2 separate regions of the Homo sapiens genome follow, and region 1 is linked to region 2. A link is an interaction called in ENCODE POLR2A ChIA-PET data of the cell type or tissue named here. Cell type or tissue: GM12878. All regions are shown on one strand. Each heading gives the region's core, and the rest is flanking DNA. Links, peaks and the distances in the headings are about the cores only.

Region 1 (8,262 bases), core at 1,379-6,378, 90 kb after region 2:
CAAAATGTAATTGTTTTACTCTTAAAATGTTTATTTGTAATTGGAAAACATGACTTTAAATATTTAGTTTTCCATCTGTTTTAAAATGTAAACACCCACAAAGGCTGTATGTTGCCAGTTTTCCCTACGCTCCTTTTTATTGCCTCAATATACTTCTGCTTATAAACCTGGTAATTTCACATAAAAATAGCTCAATAGCATGGGCCTACAAAGCAAGACTCCTTTAAAACCAGTGTATAAGTGTATTAAAAAACAGAGCAAGGTATACTTAAATTTATTCTTAGATATGGGATTTCAATAAAAATTCCTTTATATCAACAAGGATATTGTTTGCAGACCTGACATCAATAAAAGTTTTACTTACAATATTAAAGGCAAAGATCACATATAAAGAATTCAAACTTAGAGAGAAACCTGGAATTCCATGTTCTTTGTACTACATTTTATTTCTATATTTCATATTTTCTCTTTGCCACATCTATTTGTAATACAATAAAATAAAACAAATATGTTAGAACTTCCTCTCTAAGTCTGGGTAACTTTCAACACAGCAAATCATAAAGTATCCAAGCCTCAGTTACCTGACCTATAAAATGAGGATATTGTACCAAGCAACCACTGTCACCGTACACGTTATAATTAAGTGTTGTCACTGTGTTTTTATTGTAGACCTTCTGGTGGAAGAGATGCCTGAAAACCTTCCTGCATTGTCTTAGTTAATTGGCTTTATCCAGAAAAGAAACAAACTTCTCATATCTTTATAACAGGAGGTAGTTTTGCAATTTGTAGTGAGGTGCCCACCAAAGCTAGGCTCCTACATTCCCACAGATACTGGGAAATAAGAGGTACTATCTTCCTTGATTATTACATTTCAAAGAGATGGCTCCCAGGTTCTTGAGAAAGACTTCACTGGGTCACAAAGCTGACAAAAGATCTATCTAGTTTTCAAAAGAGTATCTACACATTTCAAAGAGAGGAGAAAGCACTTAGTACAAGTTTTCCAAAGTAATTGCTCTTTAAAAAAAAAGTAGGGTTGGGGAGTTTTCCTTATTTTCAACAGGGAAAATTAAGCCTCTTATTTTTCTTTTTTTTCTTTTGATAAGGAGTCTCGCTCTGTCACCCAGGCTGGAGTGCAGTGGCACGATCTTGGCTCATTGCTACCTCCACCTCCCGGGTTCGAGGGATTCTCCTGCCTCAGCTTCCTGAGTAGCCAGGATTACAGGTCATGCACCACTAGGCCTGGCTAATTTTTTGTATTTTTAGTAGAGATGGAGTTTCACCATGTTGCCCAGGCTGGTCTCAAACTCCTGGCCTCAAGTGATCCACCCCCACTCAGCCTCCCAAAGTGCTGGGATTATAGGTGTGAGCCACCGTGCCCGGCCTTATTTTCCATTTTTATTTGTCCTTAAAAGTAATTCTCAGTGGCTTTGGTTTTCAATTATTAATGCTAGTCTGTGCAGGTAATGCCGCAAAACGAATCTTGGAGTCATATTGCCTGTCCAGAGACTCAAGAGTGAACCTCCTCCTACCATGTGGTCCTAACTCAACTGTATTTGTAAATTACATAGGCTCCAACCACAGCTCTAGATTTCTAACCCTCTCGCTCTACAGACACCATGGAAGGCTTTAATTGAAAACTAAGCAAACAAAGGTATAGGAGCCTGTATTATAATGAAAAATGCCTAAGTTAAAGATACAATTAAGTTAAATCTTTTAAAACCAAAGATTAAAGAGGCAATTAGTCTAGGCAATTAGACTGTGCCTACAACAGTCTGTCTCTAGGAATCAGGTTTGTTCAGGACATCAAGGAATGTCTGAAGAGGTTTTTAGAGCATGCTTCAGTGTTAGGACAGGAGCAATGGAAGAATGAGAACACAATACACTAAGAGTAATTAAAAAAAAAAAAAGTAATTCTCAGTACAAGTTCTAATTTTTTTCGGCGGCTTCCTAACCAGCATATAGATTTCAGTTTTATCCTCAAAGTCACATCTTCATCACTTCCCATTCAGGTTCTTGCCATGTTCTTTTGCCTTGGGGTTTTTATGCTGCATGGCAAAACTCATCAGTTGGCAATTGCCAATAGAAAGGAGGGTAGTATACTCATTTACTAAAAGACTGTGGAAAGGATTCGTTGTTGGAGTGTCCCACAGGTAGTTGGAATCAGAGTCTGTAGAGTGTTCCAAGGGAAGAAAAAAATCCCCTCCAAACTCAGAAAACCTTTTTCTAAAGGTATTATAGAAGGAAAAGAGAACAATTTTATTATTAAAGAACTTTGAACTAGAATGTAATAATGCTCATCACAAGCAATTGATTAAAGACATTGTAAAGACAGAAGGAAATCTTCCTCTTTTATACAGATTATAAATCTTCCTCTTTTATGTATAGCCCATTACACTTATGTTTCCAAGATAAAATTGCTGATTTTCTCATATCTTTATGACTTTGAAGTCAAGTGACAGCTGAAATTACACTTACAATCTCCTGGAGATGGGAGATATGGCATTATCTTCCTCCATCATTACATTTCAGCCATCTGGCTTTCAGGTACTTGAGGGAACATTCCTAAATTGTGAGACTGGCAAGAGGCTTATTTAGAATTTTACTTTCTACAAGAAGGTGAAAGAACTGGGGGTGGGGGTGATGTATAGTACACTAGAGAGGTTGGGCGTGCAGTTTCACATAAGAGCTCATGTCCAGTGGGAGCAGTGGACACTCATGCCTTTGAAGGATTTTGTGAGCTTGGAAAATGTGCGTATCAAAGGTGACCAGTGAAGGCTTGAGACCGTTGTGCTCTTTCCCAATTGTTTTGTATAATTTAAGAGTCTCACTATCATTGGATAACCCTAGATAAAGGGAGGAAACTTTTCATACATGACACAGATTGAATTTCTTATGAACTAGGAATGGGAAAAAAGTAACTCAACTCAGAGTTATTATTCTTAAAAATAGTAATATGTGACATTTTTATACCAAATGTGGTAGAATAAAATTCAGACCTACATTTAATTATTGCCTATTTTATGCCAGTTACTGTTCCATGTAAACAAGACTGAGAAGATCTTTGCCGTAATGGAAATCATAATGTGCTAGGAAAAATCACACAAATATGCAGATGATTATAATCAAGGAGAATAAATTATAAAGACAGAAGTACAGGAAGTTATGGATGTTGCTTGAAACCCACATTTGGGGTGTTAAGGAATGTTTACAGATGTAGGAAAGTTTAAACTGAGACCCAAAAGATGGGTGGGAATTACTACGTATATGTGTAATATCCTAAAGGTACCATATAATATTGATTTAAAGCAGTGACCTTGACTGAATGTGGTTGCTCATGCCTGTAATACTAGCGCTTTAGGAGGCTGAGGTGGGTGGATCGCTTGAGCTCATGAGTTGGGGACCAGCCTGGGCAGCGTAGCAAAACCTCATCTCTACAAAAAATACAAAAATTAGCAGGGCATGGTGGTGTGCACCTGTAGTCCCAGCTACTCAGGAGGCTGAGACAGGAGGATCACTTGAGCCCAGGAGGTTGAGAATGCAGTGAGCCATGTTGACACCACTGCACTGCAGCCTGGGCAACAAAGCAAGATCCTGTCTCAAATAAATAAAAATAGTAGTGACCTCCAAGTAAAAAAAAAAAAAATCCAATTCTCTAAATATGTTTTTACAAAAGTAAGGAGGTCTGAGCTATATCTTAGAAATATTTCAATGTAAAATAGTTGAGCTTCAAAGCAGAAAATTTTCATTATCTGGAAAATACTTGTATTCATGATACCTCATTTCCTTAATGATGTCAGATAAAATGTTCTTTTGTTTCATGAACAAGATTTGATTGATAAAAACGTTTAGAAAATTAGTTGACCAAAATGGCTGCACTTTTCCTTCAAAAGGAGCTCACTGAGTAATTAACAGATGTAGAGAGAAATCATGATGTTACCTACCGGCAGTGATTGATGTTTCCCAGTGTCACACTGTAATGCAATTATGCGAATGCTTTGACATCTGCTGTAATAATTGACCGCACTGAAGCTGCTGCCTGCTCAGGACACTTCTTATCTATGACTGCTCTCTTATTAGGGACTGGATCATGGCTACTCTTTCTGAACACACCTGTTTAAAGGTAAATTATATGTTCCTACAGTACATCTTCTGTTGTCCACCTCAAAGGGGTCACCTAATGACAGTCTCCAAAAAATCCACATAGGCGAGTACAATTCTTTTTTTTTTTTTTTTTTTTTTTTTTTTTTTGAGACACTCTTGCTGTGTCATCCAGGCTGGAGTACAGTGGCACAATCTCGACTCACTTGCAGCCTCAACCTCTCAGGTTCAAGGGATTCTCCCACCTCGGCCTCCTGAGTAGCTGAGATTACAGATATGTGAACCATGCCAAGCTAAATTTTGTATTTTTAATAAAGATGGGGTTTTGTCATGTTATCCTGGCTGGTTTCGAACTCCTGGCCTTAAGTGATCCACTCTTGGCCTCCCAAAGTGCTGGTTTTACAGGTGTGAGCCACCATGCCTGGCCACAATTTTCTACTGAGAAATCTTTTTTGAAATCAAGGTGAAATTTTACCTTTGTAATCTCAACACTTTGGAAGGCTGAAGAGGGAGGATCATTTGAGGCCAGGAATTCACGACTAGCCTGGGCAACATCACAAGACCCCATCTCTACTATTAAATTTTAAAATTAGCTGAACCTGATGGCCCCCACCTGTAGTCCTAGCTACTCAGGAGGCTGAGGCGGGAGGATCACTTGTGCCCAGGAATTCAATGCTGCAGTGAGCTATGATCGCACCACTGCATTCCAGTTAGGTGACTGAGCGAGATGAGACAGAGAAAGATGAAAGGACATATGAATAAATCCCTGCATTTTTAAATCATGAAAACATCTTAGTGGCTATTTTTTAATAGTTCAGCTCATAGATATATAATTGGTATATTTCAGCACTTTATTAAATAAAATATATATTTCCCACAGAAGATAATTGATGAAAGCAGAATGCTTTTCTTTTTTCCATTTAGAATAACAGTAAATTCCATTAAAATGTATTTAATTCATTGACTGGAAGTTAGGCAAAGTAAGTATGCTTAGATACTGTAAATATATGGTAAGTGGCAGATAATGGTAATCAGGAGGTTCTTTAGCTGAGCTTTTTGAAGTTAAATATTAATATATGTTGACACTATACATCACATGGAGATTAATCCTTAAATTGAAAATATAGGTATAATTGCAACTAATCATTTTAATTGTGTAATTGCCTAGTCTGAATGGGCTGCTTGCTATAGCTGCATCGTCGTAAATTTGTAATCAGATCTAAGTGTCTTGAGGAACAAAATAATCCACCAACACTGTATTACCCACTAATAGAACTATAAAGCAATGAAGTTACAGGCAATACAGGCCCATGCAAATACGCTAAAATAATAGTTCACAGATTGTCATGGTTCTCTAAAATCTCTAGGCTGGCTATCAAGATTTTTATCTCATTCCAAATAAAAATAGCCTTAGCTCTTTTCAGATTATAAAATAACAAATGTTCAATTTTTGAAATTTCCATACAATACAGAAATGTAAAAGGAATAAAAATGAAATCAACTTCAATGTCTCCACCTAAAAAAAAACACTGCTAATATTTCCTTTTATATCTTCCACACTTTTTACTATCTATACAGATTTTCTTACAAAAACTGAATCGTTTTTAAACAATGTCATTCATCTTGCTCCTTTTACTTATTAAAATACTTTGGAATCTGTACATATAATCTATCTTCTTTAATGCATATATATATTTCAATGTATATATTTTCCTTATTTATTTAACTGTTCCATTTTTAACATACATTTAGTTTCTATGTTTCTTTTTTTGCTATTAATATTACAAGAAACACTTTGACAAAAATTCTTATACCACTTTTAAGCACTTTATTTAAATTTCTGGGCCAAAGAGGAATTATAATTTGAAGGCTTTGTTCAAATATTTGCAAATTTTTCTCTAAAATAGTCATATCAATTTCCTATTTCATTAATAATAGATGAAACAGACTATTTCCTGTTACTTTCACCAACACTGGTTCTTATCAACATTTTAAAATTTTGTCACACTAGTTTGGTTTTCTAAAGTCTAGGGTGGAATACCAAAGAGGGGACATCAGGGGTAATATAGATGTTCATGTTCTTGATTGTAATGCTATTTCATAGGTACATACCTATGCCAAAACTCAGAAATTATATACTTCCAATACATGCAGTTTATTCCATGTGGATATGGCACTCATTTCCGGGACTGGGGCAAGCCTAACTCAGCCCATACCGAGCTTTGGTGTCCTGGCTTTTAAATTGCTGATGACCCAGCATTGGTTTCTCCATAATCCTGTTTCTCAGCTATAAGCCAGAGAAAAGGGGATAGGAGAAAGTGATATTAGCACTGCCATCAAAGTAAGGGAGCTTATCCCAAACCAGGGGAATGTGAAATATAAGCAAAGGCCAGGTTTGGGGAGATAGGCACAGAGCAGGGGACATACTGATTTTCACTGGGCCCCTAAAGGGCCAGCTAAGGTGACAGCACCAACTATAAGCTTCAGTTTAGAAATATGTTTAGAAATAGACATTGGATACATATGTGGAAACAAGAGAAACAAAAGGCAAAGCTGTTCAGGAAAGCAAGGGTTACAGGCCTAAAGAGATCCAGAGCACGAAGTGCAAGTAGCACAGAATGATGAGCGTCCTGGGCTCCCCACTGGAATTGAAGAAATACAAGAGCTGTGGGAAATATAAAGCCATGGACTTCGGTGGGAGATTTACTGCTATCATTGGCAGTGGGTGGGGTGGGGTGGGTGCCTGCTCTTTAGAAAGAGTAGAAGCTATATTCCTGAATAGGTGGCACTCAATTTAGCATGGGTTTTGGAATACCTCTATCAAGTAAGATTCTAAAGGAAATGTAATAGGCTTTAAAAATGCAGAAAAAAAATTGTTGAGAAGATAGACTACAATTTTACAAATTTTGATAAAAATACGAGTGTTTTAGATGACATTCTCAAAACAGTGAAGCAGTTTACATAGCTGGTGAATTTTTTCCACGTGATACAAGAAAGTGTCATGATTAACCTCCTCATGGGTGGCTATGGCTATCACCAACAGACCTTGAACTTCACAAGAGATACATTTTACTAACTGAAATGAAATTGGGGGCAACTTAGCAAAGTGAAGCTAATGATTCTTTCTCTTCTATTTTTTTCTATTAATGTCTTTGCCTACCCCTACTATAAAAAACACATGAATCTCAGCCATGTTAGTTTGTCTCAATTTTTAATCAAATACATGCCTACTTCCCATCATCTGATACATATTAAATAGCCAATGCAATCATGCCCATTTGCTATACTCAGCTCAAAGCAAAAAAAAAAAAACAGTGATGCTTTGGCATTGTCTCTTCACAATATCGAAGTGTGACAGTGTGACTTTATAGAGTTTTGTGAATAGTCACAGAGTATCAGGTAGAGATTGATCAGCCATGGGGTGCTAGGTTGAATATTATTTTGGGGAGTGTCTATGAGGGTGTTTCCAGATAAGGTTTGAATCAGTGGACTCAGTAAAGAAGATTGTCCTCTCCAGTGTAGGTAGGCATCACCCAATCCACTGAGGGCCTGAACAGAAAAAAGAGGTACAAGAAGGATTTACCCCCTTATTGCTTCCCGCTTGCCTTGTTGAGCTGAGACATCAGTCTTCTCTTGCCCTTTGACTGGGATTTATACTACTGACTTCCTCTGGTTCTCAGACCTTCAGACTCAGACTGGAACTACACCACTGGCTTTCCTAGGTCTCCAGCTTTGCAGATGATAGATTGTGGGACTTCTGCACCTTCATAATTATATGAGCATATATCTTACATTAAATCTCTCTCTAGATAGATGTACAGTACATATCCCATTAGTTCTATTTATCTGGAGAAACTGGACTAATACATGGTCTGTTTGAATGCAAATTCCATTCTCTTGAGAGTCATTTATTCATTCAACAAGTATTTATTAAGGGTCCAGGCACTGGGAATACAACAGTAAATAAAGTTCTTGCCTATAAAGAATATATATTCTGGTGGAATTCTATCTTAAGTGTGCTATTATATTGTATTCTAGACAAACATTTCTATCCCTACCACTTGGAAATAGCTGAGTATCAGCATTTTCATAGGAAGCACCAAAAACTGGAAAGTTTAACAGCATAAGCACTAGAGCCCGATGGAGCAATTTAGTTTTTATTTT
Region 2 (8,262 bases), core at 1,211-6,210:
CGTAATATTCAGCTCCCTGAGCTGAGCCTTGAGGTCTGAGCTCATCTCCAGCTGCAGAAGAGCCTGGGAGATGCTGGGCTTGAGCTCGTCCGGCTTCTCGTCATTGGGCTTCATGATCTTGGCGCTGGAACTGAATATGGCCTTTTCCTTGCTGAGCGCCAGCTTAGGAAGAGGATCGATACATTATTTTTTGTAGAGCTTTTTGTTCACTATTGTGTCACCTTTTTAAAAATTCTTATTTTTTTGCTTGCCTAATTTTCATTTAAATGTTGTTAATACTTTCCTTCATCTCTAAGTTACCACCGACAATTTCATCTATTCCATTGGGTCTACTTTTTTTCTGGATGGAGCTCTGCATCATGGGGGCCTTCATTCTCCTGCTCTGAACAAGGATGGTTGCTCTCTAGGCCCTCTGAATGGTTTTCAGCCAGGCACTTCTTTTGCTACTCTCCTTTGTTAGAGACATGCTTCCCTAGATTCTATGTTTGCCTCTTTCTTTGTCTTTTTTTAAATCTTGGTCACTAGAGACTGTCAAAAATTGCCAATACCGACTATGTTTCAAGTTGTCATGGTGGGATATTGGGAAACGTTATCAATTAGCAATAATTGCACCTGGAATAAACCTCACTGGCTACCATACTCCCACTGTGCAAAGCTTATGCTTTCCTCTTACTTGATTTATTCCCGTATTTTGCTGGAACACACCCTCCATTAATCGCTTAACAAAGGTTCCATGAGGAGGTCTTCATCTGTTCTTTTCATTGTTAAGTATCAAGTTCTCAGTAAGATACATAAAGATAGATAGATGATAGATGATAGACCAATAGACAGACAGACAGACAGACAGAGGGTGGCTGGATGGATAGATGATAGATAGATAGATAGATATACATACATACATACATAGATAATGAAATGGATTGATGGATGGATTAATATAGAGAGAGAGGGATGGATGGAGGAATAGATAGATAGATAGATAGATAGATAGATAGATAGATAGATAGAGTGAGCTTTTCCTTAGAATTTTGAAAACCATCTTCTACTCTGTCATTGTTCCTAGACTTTCTTTGAGATGTCTGGTACTATTCTGATTCCTAGTCCTTTACATGTGTCTTTTTTTTCTAACACTCAGAAGGTATTTATATCTGTGTTCTGAAATTTACTTTATGTCTGTGCTCTGCAGTTTCACTATGAAGTGTCCTCGTGTGGGTCGTTTCCATTCTTGGCACTGGCGACTTGGTAAGGCTTCTACATCTGGATATTAATATACTTCAATTCTAAGATATTTTACTGTATTTCATTTTTATCATTTCCTTTCTTCCATTTTCATTATTTTTTCTTTCTTTTTGGAGCTTAGTCAGATGTGGAACTTCCTATATTTATCTTCTAAGTATCTTCTTTTTTCTAATATTTTCCACCTCTGTTTTATTTATTCATTTTTCCTTTTTTGAGACAGAGTCTCACTCTGTTGCCAGGCTGGCATGCAGTGGCATGATCTCAGTTCACTGCAACCTCTGCCTCCCAGGTTCAAGTGATTCTCCTGCCTCAGCCTCCCAAGTAGCTGGGACTACAGGCACATGCCACCACGCCTGAATAATTTTTTGTATTTTTAGTAGAGTGGGGGTTTCACCATGTTAGCCAGGATGGTCTTGATCTCTTGACCTCATGATCCGCCTGCCTCGGCCTCCCAAAGTGCTGGGATTACAAGTGTGAGCCACAGCGCCCAGCCTTCTACCTCTGTTTTTTGTTTGTTTTTTGTCTTTTAATTGAGACAGAGTCTCGCTCTTTCACCCAGGCTGGAGTGCTGTGGTGTGATCTCGGCTCACTGCAACCTCCACCTCCACCTCCATGATTCTCATGCCTCAGCCTCCCGAGTAGCTGGCACTGCAGGTGTGCACTACCACAACCAACTAATTTTTTTTTTTAAGAAGAAATGGGGTTTCATCATGTTGGCCAGGCTAGTCTCAAACTCCTGACCTCAGGTGATCCGCCCGCCGTAGCCTCCCAAAGTGCTAGGATTACAGGTGTGAGCCACCATGCCTGGCCTCCACCTCTGTTTTTATTGTATTTTGAGAAATTTTCTTGACTTTATGTTCCAAACCTTCTTTTTTATAATTCTAGCCACCTGATTTTTTAATTTACCTGTATGTTAATTTTTAAAGTTGTTTTCTGGGACTTTTTAATAGTTACAGCATGTTCTCACAAACCTTAAAGTTTTAGTTGGAGCTGTGAAATTTTTATTTGGGAGAGGTTAATTCTGATTTATGCATTTTTTTGCTGTGGGCACTTTCTCTGTATGTTTATTTTATTTGTTTGTCTTTAGCTTTACTTTTATGCCAAGAGATCTTTGGTTTGAGTACATACTAAAAATGAAAGCTTAAAAAGCTAACAGGCAGCTTTCTAATATGGATGAAGTATGTCAATTCACATGTTTCACTATGGATTGACCCAGTGGGAACCACATTTTCACTGGCGATTTCTAAACATCAATATGTGAAGAATTTTCCCTGAAGCCATTCTATTTTCCAGAAGAGTTCTCCTGTCTCCTGATTGGAATATGTGCAACAAAGGCCAGATAGGAACAAAGGAATAGAGATCAACCATCCTTGAGTGCAGCTCTTCAATCAATATTACTAAATTTTCCCTTAATTTCAAGTATTCACTATTTAATTCCTATAGAAAAAGAACCTACAATCTTTTGTCTGAAAGCTACAAATCTAGTTATTGGTTCAACTAGTTATTGGATAGAAATAAGAGCTGAGATTCCAGTTCCATATTCAGATGTGTAAGCCATTCCTTTGTTTGTACCATTTTTAGTTCTGGACTTTACTTCCTATATTCTGAAATATATACCATCCTGACCCTTTGTGCATTTGGGGGGACCAAAAAAAAAGCCCTTCTTCTTCTGTATAAGCTTCTACACTGATAAGTACATAGTTTTTATCCTATCCAGAACTGATATCTAACTGACATTCACCAGGTTAGCCATGACAGTTCATGAAACAGAAATACTATTGTCCTTCTTGGTTATTAGCTACCTCTCCAGAATCCCTCACACACACACCCCCCACCACATCCTCTCCCTGGGAAACCCCCTTTTCACATGCACCCACACGACTCTTCACAGGAAGCAGATGGTGCACAGAAAATGGGAGCATTGAAGGATTTAATGAAGAGAGCATTTACAGCAGCATGAAGAGGGTTAAGGGAAACCAACAAACAAGGGATGGGACAAGACACCAGAATCATCAAGATTAGAAAGCTATTACCTCCTCTAAGCCTGAAGAGGCAAGAAAGGAAACTGTTGGTGCAGCTAAGCAAAGCTATAGCTATAGAATGGATTACCCTACAGAAACTGTGGTCCTAGGTAGAGGATAGAAGGCACACAAAACCATGGCTCAGCAGGGAAAGAACCAATAGAATAATGATCCTGATACCCCTGATGCCTCCTTTAGCTGAACCATCAGGTAGTCAAAAAGCAAGGGAGTCCTCTCAGCTCTAAAAGCTTAGTGAAGAGTACATCTAGATAAGCCAAGGGGTGACAGAGACTGTGCAGCACACAACTGGTTCAGCAGAGGGTCTCCAGGAAACTCTTCTGCACGACAACAGGCAGTTCTTTCTGATTGCTTGGGCCCTGCATCGTACTTATTTTTAAATATTTTAAATAACATTTCTGCTTCTATGAACTTCCTAAATTCACAAACTATAACAATCTTTCATCTACTAACATCCCCTCTCTCATTCCCTTTTTCTCTGTGGATTTACACCGACTGTACATGGGAGTCAGAGGAAAGGGGAAATGATTTATTTCATTTTAATGGAGTCTCAGGAGGCAGGAGCAATAATTGCCTGTGAACAACCTGGCATCTTATCCAATCAAAACACTACTGTTTCCCTTGATTCAACTACTTCATCCATTTGTAGATCTTTATAAATGCTATGTCATCTCACACCACCAAGGCATTTTTCATCTAACTAGAATAACCCTCATTTACCTAGATAACTCCAAATCTTTCTATAGGTCAGCTCAAAAATCACCTCCCTTAGGGAGCCCTGCCCGGCCCTTCCCCAATCCATCCTAAGTGCCCTCCTGTGTGCTTTTATAGCACTGTGTGCTTACCGCTATCGCCACACTTTTCCCATTTTGCAGCAATTGTCTATGTCTACTCTTCAATGAACTATTAGCCGAAATAGCATATCTATGTTCAGTGGTTCTCAATCTTATCAGACCAAGCCCTCCTATTTATAAGTATATTTAGTCCTTTTACTCTCCTAAAATGAAATCCATAGTTAATATATCCTACATAAAAACATGCTTCAAATACCAAGAGGCCTGATGGCTTTTGCAGCAAGAGTGTAGCACAGATTCCTGACATTCACCTTCTTGGGCCAGAAGCCAGGGCTGCATCTCTGAGGCCAACTGCAGTACCCAGAGAAGATCAAGCACATTCTGCCCTGGCTTCAGGAGGACTCACTAACACCCTGTGCATGTTCAGCATGCAGTGCCTTGAACAGAAGAGTTTTCTTTGCTGGCAACCAAACATGTATCCTGCAGAGGTGTTTGGAGGAGTTACTGTGGTACTATGTTATATATACGATTTATCCACAGATGCTAAGTAATTGCCTCCAAGGGAGTAAAAATCTGGAATGCCAATGGATCTCAAAATCTTTTTGGGCAGTCTCGGGTTCCCCACCAGGAGATGCATATTTGGAACCAGCTTATGTAAGACATCAGTGGAGACATTGGAGACAGAATGCAGAGAGATTAATCCTGATTATTCAGGTTAAGGAGTAGACCAACTGCCAAAAGTTATTGACACAATGAAAACCAACCACAATGACAAAAGAATCATCAAGTGTGCTTAGAAGTCAAAAAAATCTCCCTTTGATCGTTCTGGTGTCATGTCAGTTGCCAGTTTGATGGTGGGTAGTGAACTTTACCAGGGGTCAGGAAACGTGGGGCCCTGGTGCTTTTTAGCATCACATGATCCCACACATCATAGACCTGAAGCCAAGTGACTCTACATATTTTGGAAGATGCTCATATATACCTAAATCTCATTGAGCCACTGAAAATTAATTAGACATTTCTACAAGTTCAGAACATTAAAAAAGTTAAGATAATTAGTGATGTTAAAGCTGAAGATATTCAGATTAAAGGTCATGGCATTCATCTAACTATTAAAATTAGAAATGTTTGTCTGAAATGCCTTTGCATATTTTCAGGATTTGATCAGTCTTTTGGAGATGGTCTGACTACCCTGGTGAGATTTTTATTTGTGCTTCAAATGAAAAAAGAACTAGGTCAAAACCACATTAGTATCCTATCAGTTACTATGCATCATTAAAAACAGCTTCCACTGGGGATAATTCTTTTAGTAAAAAAGGCTCACCTTTTTAGAAAAACAATACCATTAATGTGATTAAGAATGTATAAAAATTCTAGCAGTATGAAAAAGATAAGAAGATTGAAAGTTTATATACCCTTAAAAAATGCATGCATTTCAAACCTACATCTGTATGAAGAAGGTGAGTGAATTTCAAGTGTTGTATAAACAATATCACTTTAGCAGTATTTAAATACTATCAATCACAATATACAATGTAGCTATAGTCTTTTGAAATATGTTTTATATATTTCTATAAATATTATAAATCAGCATTCTGTTCTCAAATCAACAAAATGCCCTCAGTATAGTATAAGAGCAATAAGAAAATTATGTATAATAAATGAGACTAAATCATTGATGAAGACAAGTCTTAAATTAGTCAGATGTTTGCAACTATATGAAGAATCACGTCGAATATAGTAGCTCCTAATGCAGTTATAGGTATGTGACCTAAAAGACTCAAACCTAAAGAGACTGAACAAAGCAAAGGGTAATCTTATCGCAATTTACGTAGTATATTTGCATTCTTGAAAAAAATCAGCATATTTGAGTTAAATGGAGTTGGACTCTGGACTCAAATAACTACAAAAACAAATCTTTCATCTATTGTCTCTAGACACATTTTAATCTTTTTGAAATTAGAAAATTCATCTTACAGTCAATGGCTTCTTACAGTCTCTTTCAATCAGGTTGCAGCCAAGATGAGGAAACTTGATCAGTTGTTCATATCCTCATCACTTCAATTGGGTTATCTGCTTTGCAGGTATTACATGTGTTGAGTTTAATTGCTATATAAAATGTCATTTAAAGAGATTATATTATGAAGCAGCATCAATACAAATAATTATTCACAAGCGTGGAAGCAGGAAAGTGGACATCATTTTGAAATTACAAAGTATTTGTCATTGGAAGAATAACTATCATTCAATATTTTTTCCCAGAGGAACCTCGAACTGCTAGAGCACATTTTTTTTTTTTTTTTTTTTTTTTTTTTTTTTTTTTTTTTTTTTTTTTTTTTTTTTGAGATGGAGTCTTGCTCTGTCACCGAGGCTGGAGTGCAGTGGCACAATCTCAGCTCACTGCAAGCTCCACCTCCCGGGTTCACGCCATCCTCCTGCTTCAGCCTCCCGAGTAGCTGGGACTATAGGCACCCGCCACCACGACTGGCTAATTTTTTTTTGTATTTTTAGTGGAGACAGGGTTTCACAGTGTTAGCCAGGATGGTCTCGATCTCCTGACCTTGTGATCCACCCAGCTTGGCCTCCCAAAGTGCTGGGATTACAGGCATGAGCCACCACACCTGGCAGAGCACATTTTTTTAATTAAAAAAAGAAGACACCATGAATAAATGTCTTACATTTTCATAATGAAATATATGCAAAGATTAACTATTGTATGCCATTCACTGCAACAGAAGGCAGAAGAATTTGTAGATCCATCTGAGTAACAAAAAGGAGGAGTATTTGTAGGTTGCTCAGAGTAGTTAAAAGAAATTTCAGAAGAGCAAGAGCTGTTGAGACTGATGTGTGTGTTGTGCAGAACTATACTGAAGGAATTGTGTCAGAGTATAATTTGCAGTGTTCCTCCTTCTCAGTTATATATACAATTATAGTACATCTTAAAATCAATGGTATCTTACATTGAGTGAAATATGGCACTTAAATGTCTTGCAAAATATTTCAAAATCCTGTGGAACTTGGAATAGTTCTTCATTGTGAAGGACTATCCTACAAATTGTAAGATATCTAGAATGTTTGGCTCCTGGCCACCAAATATCATGATAGACAGCAAAAAGAAAAATCAAATAAATTGCAAAACACAACTGGGGATGGGAGTGGGAGTTGAGTACTGCTTCTGTTAGAAACTACTATCCTAGAGCTTATCCCAGGAACTAGTACATAATAGGTGTTCAATAAGTGCTTTTTGAAGGATGATTAATTAATTACTAAACTTTAAAATTTCCCAATAGGTTAAATATTGCTTGCTCAGTCATTCACCATTGTTTGAAAGTGGATCATTTGATTATTCATATTATGGGCTTTAGTTCTCTAGTGTAAAATTTTTGCCCTCCATTTAATAGTGCATTGTTTTAGCAACTGAGATCATGGTATGATTCATTTTATTATTCACACACACACACATTCAACAAATACTGATTAATAGTTTACCATGAACCAGACATTGTACTAAATACTGTGAAAACAATGTAAAATAATGTATATATAGACTGTTCCCTTGCTTAGCTTACAATGTCAAAGGCAGGAAATTTATAAAGCAATAACAATAAAATAAGATAAGTACTCTGGAAGAGAGCAGGGGGTAGAAATGGGATTCATTTGAGTTTTAGTCATACTAATTCATTTTGCCAGTGGTAGATACATTCCTATTTGGGTTGCAGATAGCACTGTAACTTCAGTGTCTCTGGAGGCTACTATAAAAATCCCATTTCTGTGAGTCTTTAGCTCAGTAGAGAAAATGATTGGCAGCACGACTGTGGGTATGGCATTTTCACTTTATATTGATAATAATGAAGGATACTTTAAATGACAAATATTGAAATGAGAATGTCTATTCAAGCTTTTAGCTCACATTTATTTTCACAAAAGCTCTACAATTTCAGTCTCAAAATGGGCCCAGTAGAAGTGCTCAGCAGTGTGCTTTGAAGAGCTGTCCAGCAAAATATGTCCTAAACATTCTTCAAATTGAACACAAAGTGACCAACTAGATGCAGTCCCAAAAATGCCACTCCTACTGAGAGAGACCGAATTATCGAGTAAACCACCATAATTTGGGCAGATCTTCAGAGAGAAAATGCTGAGGGTGGATGGAGAAGTGATGCAGGAACCAAGGCAGAAGAGGGATGGAGCTG

What was found. ChIA-PET counts read pairs that join two places held together with the same protein. Peaks named below come from ENCODE experiments on the same cell type or tissue, not always from the same donor. Only the 100,000 strongest peaks of a DNase experiment are listed, where the experiment ranks them.
Region 1: POLR2A ChIA-PET joins it to region 2 with 5 read pairs; 2 of 35 experiments call an interaction of 5 or more read pairs at or near these places.

Annotation. Positions count from the first base shown.
Region 1 is chr6:96,738,911-96,747,172 of GRCh38, forward strand. No RefSeq gene overlaps it. Among named protein-coding and RNA genes, the nearest start is that of GPR63, 94 kb to the right of the region's middle. In GM12878, for the core only: no CTCF peak of the experiment used is centred there; no DNase peak of the experiment used is centred there.
Region 2 is chr6:96,648,935-96,657,196 of GRCh38, forward strand. It overlaps the pseudogene RPS7P8, the pseudogene RNU4-70P and the pseudogene TYMSP1. Among named protein-coding and RNA genes, the nearest start is that of FHL5, 90 kb to the left of the region's middle. RefSeq lists enhancers at 1,239-1,298, 3,193-3,282. In GM12878, for the core only: no CTCF peak of the experiment used is centred there; DNase peaks (open chromatin) are centred at 1,242 and 3,111.